Linked DNA regions of Homo sapiens: region 2 is linked to region 1. A link is an interaction called in ENCODE POLR2A ChIA-PET data of the cell type or tissue named here. Cell type or tissue: IMR-90. All regions are shown on one strand. Links, peaks and the distances in the headings refer to the core of each region. The heading gives the core; the rest is flanking DNA. Region 1 has its middle 18 kb from the start of MYOCD. Region 2 overlaps LINC00670 (long intergenic non-protein coding RNA 670).

Region 1 (5,388 bases), core at 268-5,267:
ACCTCATCACGGCTGCTCTATCTCCTGACAGCTTTGCTTTGCCCCTCTGCATCTTCCTCCTTCTCCTCTTGTCCCACTCTTCACCCTGGGGGGTCCGCAGGGAGGCTGGTCAATAGGACCTGCATTAGTGGACTCCTTTGCCCTTTAGCTTCTGAGTGTGTCCAGTTAATGGGGAGTTCTGCTGGGGATTGGAGGGAGGCAAAGGGTGAGGTCAGGGCATTTGTTTCCCAGGGTCCCCGCCAGGGCTCCAGTCAAGAAGTTCCCTCTATTTGACTCCCTCCCTGTGGTCCCAGTGACCACTCTCTCCTGTTTGTTCAGTGCTAAGAGTGGTCAGGGGTCTGCTGTCCTACCTACTATGTTTGGTGGTTTTCCTATCCCACCCACAACTTTGTAAATATCCCTTTTTGTCAGAATCACCTCCATTTGCCCGATTTTTACATGCCCTCTGCCCCTTGCTGACTTAGAATCCCCACGAGCCTGGCACCTGCCTGCCCTGCTAACCTCACTCCAGGCTCTCCTTGTTTACTGACCTCTGGCCACACTAGCCCCCTCTCCTTCTGCACATACCCCATGGCCATTTGCAGTCCACGCTGCCTGGAATGTCCAGCCCCCCAGATCTTTGCATGCCTGGACTCCATTCACAGAAGTAGCAGCCTGGCAGAAAGGAGTTCTCTGACCTTCCTGGCTTAAGTAGCCCACTCCTCCCAAATAATTACAATCCAATTAATTTTAAGTTCCTGATTATTAAAATGATTTCATTTAGTTATCTACTTTTTTTTCTGTCTCTACTACTGGAATACGAGCAGGAACCTTAATTCTCTTGTGCTCCTTTGAAACCTCAGTGCCCAGAATTTGTCCAGAGTAGGTTATCAGTGAGTGGTTGCTAAGCGTTTGTCCAATGAATCTGGTTATACCGTCTCATTTCAGAGATAAGGAAGCTGAGACCTGTGTAAATGGACCCTGGACCCATTTGCTCAGGTACTCACTCGGGGAATCAAACCAGGGTTTCTGTGACCCAGGGGCTCTTTCCTGTTTGGGGTAATTCCTATCTCATTTATGTCTTATTTTTCTTGTAGAAAGGGACCTGTCTTCTTTACTTTCTGAATTTATATTCAATAAAAATTTGTACTTTACTGAATTTGTATTCTTAAAATTATGAATACTTGGCTGGGTGCAGTGACTCACGCCTGTAATCCCAGCACTTTGGGAGGCTGCGGCGGGTAGATTACCTGAGGTCAGGGGTTCGAGACCAGCCTGACCAACATGGTGAAACCCTGTGTCTACTAAAAATACAAAATTAGCCAGGCGTGGTGGCGCATGCCTGTAATCTCAGCTACCCGGGAGGCTGAGGCAGGAAAATTGCAAGAACCCGGGAGGCAGAGGTTGCAGTGAGCCGAGATAGCACCACTGCACTCCAGCCTGGGCAAAAAGAGCAAAACTCCATCTCAAAAAAAAAAAAAAAATTATGAATATTTTATTCTAAAGCATGGATTTTCTAACCTGCATTTTCCGCCAATCTTTTCTCATTCTTTCTTGCTCTCTTTCTTTTTCTTTCACCCATCTATCTTCCACATCGTCTTGTAGTTATGAATCACCGACTAAGAGTTAATGTTTAGGTAATGACTTAGAGAAACCATGTCAGTATCAGGAAGAAATTGAGGAAATCAAGCCTGGGGGAATCTTTAAGGAAATCAGGGCATTTGTACCACAAATAGTAGGAGTAAGAGTTACCACTACTTGGCTGATGAGTCCTCACTCTGGACCAAACATAGTATGAGGTTATTTACACATAAACCACATTTATTCCTTACATCAATCCTACTATTCATGCATCATTCTTCTATAGTAGGGGAAAAAGCTGATGTTCAGGGAGGTTAGGGGGTTGCCTAAGGCTACTGACGAGAGCATCCATTCCGACACAGGTGCTACTTGCCCTAAACCCATACACCACCTTCCTCAAGTCTAAGGAGGCTTCTGGTAAGGAAGAAACCCCCAGGGGGCAGGTTACCAGCCTTCACCCTGAGGGTGAGACAGATGTAAGACTGACTGGGAGTCCAGTTAAAGATTAGGAAATTGGGTGAAGCAAGAACGCCCAAGAAATAGCACAGAAGAACCAGGTTAAGGGTAAGGGACAGAAATTAGGTCTTGAGCACCTCAGGCCAGAGGCTGGGGATCGAGGCCCGTCGGAGGACGGTGCTTTCTAGCCCTCTGAAATTCTGACCCCTTCCTTATGTCTTTAAGAATGTTCTTTGGAAGTGGTATGTAAAAGAAGAAGGAGGGGCCGTTGCGGTGGCTCACGCCTGTAATCCCAGCACTTTGGGAGGCCAAAGCGGGCAGATCACGAGGTCAGGAGATCAAGACCATCCTGGCTAACACAGTGAAACCCCATCTCTACTAAAAATACAAAAAATTAGCCAGGTGTGGTGGCACGTACCTGTAGTCCCAGCTACTCGGGCAGCTGAGGCAGGAGAATCACTTGAACCCGGGAGGTGGAGGTTGAAGTGAGCTGAGATCACGCCACTGCACTCCAGCCTGGGTGACAGAGTGAGACTTTGTCTCAAAAAAAAAAAAAAAAAAAAGAAGGAAGAAGGAAGAATGAGGGTCTTTTTCTCTAACCCAGTGATAAGAGGAGATACTGGTTGGAAGTATTCAGTGATAAGAGGAGATACCCTCTCCAGGGAAGAGATAAGTGCACAAACATGGGACTAGCTCTTGAAGTCTAGTAAAACAACCATACAGGACAGAGTTGGGGGAAGCATTCAGAAGTTAGAAATATCTAGCAAGAAAGGAGGAGGCCAAGCTGAAAACTTAGTGACCATTAACTACCAATAGGACTCTTCAGACCATAGGCTATCAACTCTTACTTGAAGCCCAAGATTCAGTATTAAATATATTTCCCTTACTGGAGTCGCCTGCAAATGCTGCCTCATTGCCCCAGGAGAGTTTCTCTCTATTGCAGAAAAGAATGAATAGCCAGAAAGAATTGCTAGATGTATCCAGGTATATCCTGCCATCAGGGGATCAGGCAGGTAGAGACAGTATCTAGCCATGAAGTATTTAACCACCATACTTCAAGCATCCCTTAGAAATTTCTTAATTTATTACCATGCAGGGGCTGTTGTGCAATTGACACTGGCAAAAAAATACTTCTGCATTTTACTAAGTCTACTTTTGAGCCGCCCAATGTTTTCATCATAATATTTACTTCTGGGTAAATAGGCTAAATTCTCTGATTCTGATACAAAACAGAAAGATCAGAGAATGAAAATAAATAGATGACATGGCTGTTTAAAGATAATGTAAAATGTTTTCTAGCCGCATAAATATTTGATTGTAAAACTTTCAATATGTTGTGTCTATTAACTAGTAATGTACAACATTTAAGTAATTCGGCAAGCCAAAGTGGGCTAGGGTCATGCAGGGGGACAGAGTGAAGGCCCAGCCTGGCGAGATGCCAACTTGCAGTCAAAACACAACCCCACGCCGACCCCAGACTCTCTATCCATTCCATCTGGAGCTCTTTGGTCAGGATCAAGCCATAGACCAGGGCAGAGGGTTAAATAGGACACTTTGGGGACATTTAAAATTTTCCTATCACTTTCTCTGGCTAATTGGGTTTGCACAGAAGTCTCTACATATCGTTTATGTTTGATCCTTTTGATATCCCATTCTTTTGGTACTCTTTGAAATGACTCTTTGATTTGTGTGTTTGGGATGAAAGGTATGAATGATGTTTCTGGAATAATATGCATCCTTTCTATGGATTCACTTTAAAATTCCCTCCAGCTCACCGTATCCTCGTCTCTTCACATGCATTATCTGCCAAAGAGCGTTGGATTTGCAGTTAAGAGGGCTGAGTTTGAGAGACCTGTTTTGCTATTTGAATTTTGGCAATTCGCCTCATCTCTTTGGGCCTCAGTTTTATCATCTGTTAAATGAGACTAGTAAGATGTACCCTACCCTTTCTCCGTGTGACGATACATATAACGTGCCATCTATGAGGAAGAAGCCCTCACCAGACCCTGAATCTGCTGCCACCTTGATCTTGGACTTCCCAGCCTCTAGAGTTGACTCTGGTGAGGATTAAAGGTAAAAACATTGTAACATAGTTAACACAGTCCCTGACCCATTAGGGCGGTTTTCAATTTAGCCACATCCAGCAACCCACAAATCAATCCGTGAGGCACTATGAGGAAGATGGTTTTTACACTTTGGGCTCACATCACGAGATTCATTTTAAATTGTGGGAAGACATGAGGCAAGTGCAATATTTATTTCCTTATTGCATGGAATTAAAACTCCATTAAAAAGATGTATAACATAGAAATAATCTGTAAATTCTGGTGAACTTTAAAAATGGCAAAATAAAAATATTTATACACACACATACACACATGCACAAAGATATCCCCTAGCTATTACACTGGATGGTTGTGACTATCAAAACCAAAAACCAGATAGAACAATTAAAAGTATAAAAGTCCTAATTTAAGAGAGTATTGAAAAGAATTTGCCTCTCTTTGTATGTACTCCAATATTTAACACTGAGCCTAGCACACTGAAAATCTCTTTTTTTTTTTTTTAATTATACTTTAAGTTCTAGGGTACATATGCACAACGTGCAGGTTTGTTACATATGTATACATGTGCCATGTTGGTGTGCTGCACCCATTAACTCATCATTTACATTAGGTAAATGTTCCCCATCCTGTGTCCAAGTGTTCTCATTGTTCAATTCCCACCTATGAGTGAGAACATGTCATGTTTGGTTTTCTGTCCTTGTGATAGTTTGCTCAGAATGATGGTTTCCAGCTTCATCCATGTCCCTACAAAGGACATGAACTCATCCTTTTTTATGGCTGCATAGTATTCCATGGTGTATATGTGCCACATTTTCTTAATCCAGTCTATCATTGATGGACATTTGGGTTGGTTCCAAGTCTTTGCTATTGTGAATAGTGCCGCAATAAACATACGTATGCATGTGTCTTTATAGCAGCATGATTTATAATCCTTTGGGTATATACCCAGTAATGGGATTGCTGGGTCAAATGGTATTTCTAGTTCTAGATCCTTGAGGAATCGCCACGCTGTCTTCCACAATGGTTGAACTAGTTTACAGTCCCATCAACAGTGTAAAAGTGTTCCTATTTCTCCACATCCTCTCCAGCACCTGTTGTTTCCTGACTTTTTAATGATCGTCATTCTAACTGGTGTGAGATGGTATCTCATTGTGGTTTTGATTTGCATTTCTCTGATGGCCAGTGATGATGAGCATTTTTTCATGTGTCTGTTGCCTGCATAAATGTCTTCTTTTGAGAAGTGTCTGTTCATATCTGTCACCCACTTTTTGATGGGGTTGTTTGATTTTTTCTTGTGAATTTATTT
Region 2 (5,388 bases), core at 293-5,292, 56 kb after region 1:
ATCAGAAACGAAAGAGGAAACATTACAAAAGATTTCATAGAAAAGAATCATAAGAAACCATTATACAAAATTATATGCTAACCAATTGGACAACCGAAAAGAAACGGAGAAATTCCTAGAAACATACACTTTTCCAAGAGTGAATAAAGAACAAATAGAAAACCTAAACAGTCCAATAAAAAACAAGGAGATTCGCCGGGCGTGGTGGCTCACGCTTGTAATCCCAGCACTTTGGGAGGCCGAGGCGGGCGGATCACGAGGTCAGGAGATCGAGACCATCCCGGCTAAAACGGTGAAACCCCATCTCTACTAAAAATACAAAAAATTAGCCGAGCATGGTGGCGGGCGCCTGTAGTCCCAGTGACTTGGGAGGCTGAGGCAGGAGAATGGTGTGAACCCGGGAGGCGGAGCTTGCAGTGAGCCGAGATTGCGCCACTGCACTCCAGCCTGGGCGACAGAGCGAGACTCCATCTCAAAAAACAAAACAAAACAAAATAACAAGGAGATTGAAGGAATAATAATAATGATAATAAACTGTCAACAAAGAAAAGTCCAAGACCAGTAAGCTTTGCAGTAAGCTTTGCAGGTGAATTTTACCAAAGAAAGAAAGAAGAATTAATACTATTGCTTCTTAAACTATTCCAAAAATAGAAGAAAAGGGAACACTTTTAAAGTTATTCTAGGAAGCCAGCATTACTCTGATATCAAAGCTAGATGAAGGCACCTCAAGAAAAAACAAACAAACAAACAAACTATAGGCCAATATCCCTGATAACAGACACAAAACCCCTCAACAGAATACAATCAAATTGAATATAACAGCACATTAAAAAAATTATACATCACAACCAAGTAAGATTTATCCCATGGATGTAAAAATGGCTCTACTTATGCAAATAAATCAATGTGATATACCACGTTAACAGAACGAAGGATAAAAATCGCATGATCATCTCAATAGACGCAGAAAAAAGTATTTGACACAATTGAACACTTCGTGATAAAAACTCTTAATAAGTTACATATAGGAGGAACTTACCTGCGCACAAGAAAGGCCACATATGACAAGCTCACAGCTGACAGCATATTCAAGGGTAAAAAGCTAATGTCTTTCACTCTAAGATCTGGAACAAGGCCAGGACAGCATATTCAAGGGTAAAAAGCTAATGTCTTTCACTCTAAGATCTGGAACAAGGCCAGGATAACCACTCTTGCCACTTCCGTTCAATTACATAGTACTAGAAGTCTTTACCAGCGAATTAGCCAAGAAAAAAAAAATAAAAGTCATCCAAACTGGAAAGGCAGAAGTAAAATGATTTCTGTTTGCAGATGACATAGTCATATATATATATATATATACACCCTAAAGTACACACACACACACACACACACACAGAGAGAGAGAGAGAAATTGTTAACTTATAGACATATTCAGTGAAGTGGAAGAATATAAAATCAACATACAAAAAATTAGTTTCATTTATACAGACTGAAAAAGAAATTAAGAAACAACTCCATTTACAAACGCATCAAAAAACCCAAAACACTTAGGAATAAACTTAACCAAGACAGTGAAAGACTTGTACACTCGAAACTACAAAACATGAACAAAATTTTTTTAAGACGCAAATGGAAATATTTTTCATGTTCATTGATTGGAGGAATTAATATTGTTAAAATGTTCTTCCTTCCTGTAGGAGATAGCTTAAAAAATTAAGAAAAGAAAATGTTCTTACTTCCCAAATCAATCAATAGATTCAATGCAATCTCCAACAAAATCCCAATGGCATTTTTGCAGAAATAGAAAAAAAATCCTATTATTCATTTGGAAACACTAAAGACCCTCAAAGCCTGCAGTAATCAAAACAGTGTGGTACTGACATCAAAACAGATATATAGACAAATGGGATAGAATACAGAACCCAGAACGGAACCCAGGCATATATGGTCAACTTATATTTACCAAGGGTGCCAAGAATATACTATGGAAAAAAGAATCTCTTTAATATATTGTGTTGGGAAAATGAGATATTCACATGGAAAAGAATGAAATCAGAGCACTATCTCATGACACATATAAAAATCCACTAAAATGGATTAAAGACTTAAATGTAAGACATGATAAATAAAATATTAAAATAAAACATGGGGGAAAAGCTTCTAGATGTTGGCCTGGGCAATAATTTCTTCTATAAGACACCAAGAGAGCACAGGCAAAAAAAAAAAAAAAAAAGCAAAAATAGATAAGTGGAATTATATTAACTAAAAAGCTTCTGTACAGCTAAGAAAACAATCAACAGAATGAAAAGGCAACCTGTGGAATGGAAGAAAATATTTGCAGACCATATATCTAATAAGGAGTTAATAGCCAAAATATGTAAGGAATTTCTACAACTCTATAGGAAAAACCCCAATAACTGATTCATGCTTTCTTGAATTATACTGAGAAAAAAATCATGTTTATTAAAATTTTCTTTATGTTTCTTATAGTTTATCTTCATTTATGTTTCAGAGTCGTTCCACAGGCCCCAGCTGGCTATTTTCTCTCTATTCACCTTTAAAGGAGAGTTTTATCCGTGTCTTGCATTCATATAATTGGCGAGTATCCTTTTTGATTTCTCTTATGTGTTAAATGAATTCCTTTTGAATTCTGCAGTCCAGCAGCCTGAGGAGGTGTGCAGTGAACTGTAGGTCAAGAACCTAGATCTGCATCATTTGTTTTCTGCTATGTGAGAAGCTGCCATGCTATCTACTGTATCTGGTCACTACACCCAGGACAAGCTCAGACCCCTTCCTGATGTGTCAGCCTCTTGTGTTTGGACAAGCCATCCCCTCCCTGCCTGATCTCTGCTTGGCTGCGTAAACAACTGGGAGTCCTATTTCAGCTGTTTTCCGGTCCCTCAGCAATGGGCATTTGCAATCTGAGTCCTACCTAATGTTGGAGTACCATTTGGCCCCGTTGGCCCCTCACTCTCTCCTTCTTGAAACTGTTTCCTTGCTTTCTGGGTCTCTGATATTCCTCTGACTTGCCTTCTATCTTCATGACTATTTTTCTCAGTATCATTTGACAGCCCCTCTTGTTCAACCTGACCAGTACGTGTTTTCTCCTCACAAATCTGTCTTGGTGTTCTTTTTATTCACACACTCTCAAAGGGTGACCAACTACTGCAGTTTGTTCAAGCCTGAGAATGTTCCCATGACATACGACTTTCAGTGCCAAAATCGAGAAAGTCTCAAAGAAGAATGATTTGCTTACCCTCCCATACAAATCTTTGTTCCATTGATTTCAAGTACCTTTTGGATGTCAAACGCTCTAAAATTTATTTATTCGGCCCAGACCTCTCTTCTGATCTCATTTCCAGCTATGTACTAGACATCTCTGTTTGAATGTTCCCTCCCACTCCAAAATATCTTCTACATTCTCTAACTCAGGACACTTTACAGCATTTATCCAGTTGTCCTTTCCATCACAGGGAAATGATCCCTGACTCTTCCATCTCCCTCCATTCTCACATCCAATTAATCGACAAATTGTAATAATTGTATTTGATTTAAAAATGCTTTCATAAATGCCTCTCCATGATCTCTTACCCAGAATACTGTTGCATCTTGTTAAACGGTGTGTAGTCCACAGGATGTTTACGACTCTCTTGGTTCTACTCCGTCCAGACAAATGTCCGAATTTCACCTCTCAGCTCCTTGGAGATAGTCATGTACTTTGGCCATAACATATCAGCAGATATGACGTGGGACACTCTTCTGTATGACGAGCTGGTGACTGATTTGCTCCATTTTCCTCTCCCTGCTATGGCAAATGACAACCCTTCATGGTGGAAGCTTGTCAGTCTGCATCCCCGCGTGAGGACGAGGTGGACCAGAATCCATGAAAGATGTGCAGCCTGAGTGAGAAAAACATTTTTATTGTGTGAGCCACTGAGATTTGGGGGATATTTATTACCATAGGACAACAAAACTTACACTGACAAATACATGTGGCCTCCGCAGCTTCCATGTTCGGCTGCTCCAAACAATTTCCACACAATAACCAGAACAATCTTTCAAATTATATGAAAAATGGATTAGTCAATCCGTGTTCAATGATTTCTTATGGACTTAGGAAATACAATTGTTTTTCTTTCTTTTTTTTTTTGAGACGGAGTCTTGCTGTGTCGCCAGGCTGGAGTGCAGTGGCACAATCTCGGCTCACTGCAACCTCTGCCTCCCGGTTCAAGCAATTCTGCCTCAGCCTCCCGAGTAGCTGGGATTACAGGTGCCTGCCACCACGCCTGGCTAATTTTATATTTTTAGTACAGATGGGGTTTCACCATGTTTGTCAGACTGATCTCGAACTTCTGGCCTCGTGATCTGCCCGCCTCAGCCTCCCAAAGTGCTGGGATTACAAGCATGAGCCACTGCGCCCAACCGGAAATACAATCCTTAATGCAGGCTATCATGCCTTGTCTCTCTCTCCAGCTTCTCTCTGCTTGCACCTCTCTCTCTCACACTCTTTTGCTCTCCTCTCTCTCTCTCTCTGCTTCTCTTTGTTTCAGACATAATGCATTTCTTTCAAATGCTCAACTGCTACACTTTCTTTTACCTCGGTACCTTCACGAACGTTTTGTTCATTCCTCCTCACTCGCCTTAAGAGCAATTAATTTTCTTTTGAGTGGTCTCCTAAAAGTTACGCTTTCTAGGATAATTTTTGGACCCCAGAATTAGATTAGGTTTACCTGCTATATGCTTCTGTGGCACTCTGCTATTTTTCATAGTAAAACCCAGGGTACTTTTCATCTATTTTTAAAAATTTCCCACTGGAAGCTCCGTGAGGCCAAGGGGCTCTGCATACCTTGGTACTATTCCCAGCAACTGATTTAGAGTGCCTGGCACATAAGAGCTTACGTAAGTATTTGTTAAGTCAATTGAATAAATTAACAACAAAAATTCCCATTGCAGTATCTGTTAACTAAAGTGTGTGTTACGGGGATGAGACTTTTTCCCAAGGCTGGGGTATTTGGCACTTCTCTGCAATGTATTCCGCTCACATGTGCTGTTGCTGATGCCTAGAATGCTATTCCTCTCCTTCCCTACCACATACACAAATTTCGTTTTCCATTTTCTCCACCCACTAGTTCCCATCTATCCTTAGGTCTCAGCTTAAATATAATTTCCTTGGAGAATATTTCTCACAGTCTCCAGACCACAACAGACTCACTCTTTTATACTGTCATGATAACTGATTCTTTTCCTTTCTTTATTTAACTTTTATTTTGAGTTCAGGGGTACATGTGCAGGTTTGTTACATAGGTAAACTTGTATCATGGACATTTGTTGTATAGATTATTTCATCACTCAGTATTAAACCTAGTACCCATTAGTTATTTTTCCTGC

The links. Peaks named below come from ENCODE experiments on the same cell type or tissue, not always from the same donor. Only the 100,000 strongest peaks of a DNase experiment are listed, where the experiment ranks them.
Region 2: POLR2A ChIA-PET joins it to region 1 with 12 read pairs; 3 of 35 experiments call an interaction of 5 or more read pairs at or near these places.

The regions. Positions count from the first base shown.
Region 1 is chr17:12,644,970-12,650,357 of GRCh38, reverse strand. No RefSeq gene overlaps it. Among named protein-coding and RNA genes, the nearest start is that of MYOCD, 18 kb to the left of the region's middle. In IMR-90, for the core only: no CTCF peak of the experiment used is centred there; no DNase peak of the experiment used is centred there; H3K27ac peaks cover 215 bases.
Region 2 is chr17:12,588,952-12,594,339 of GRCh38, reverse strand. LINC00670 (long intergenic non-protein coding RNA 670) reads right to left here. Exons shown (of 4, transcript NR_034145.1): 3 at 3,592-3,899. It overlaps LOC105371540 (a long non-coding RNA gene), which reads left to right. Exons shown (of 3, transcript XR_934233.3): 3 at 2,513-2,588. Among named protein-coding and RNA genes, the nearest start is that of LINC00670, 42 kb to the right of the region's middle. In IMR-90, for the core only: no CTCF peak of the experiment used is centred there; a DNase peak (open chromatin) is centred at 2,829; H3K27ac peaks cover 189 bases.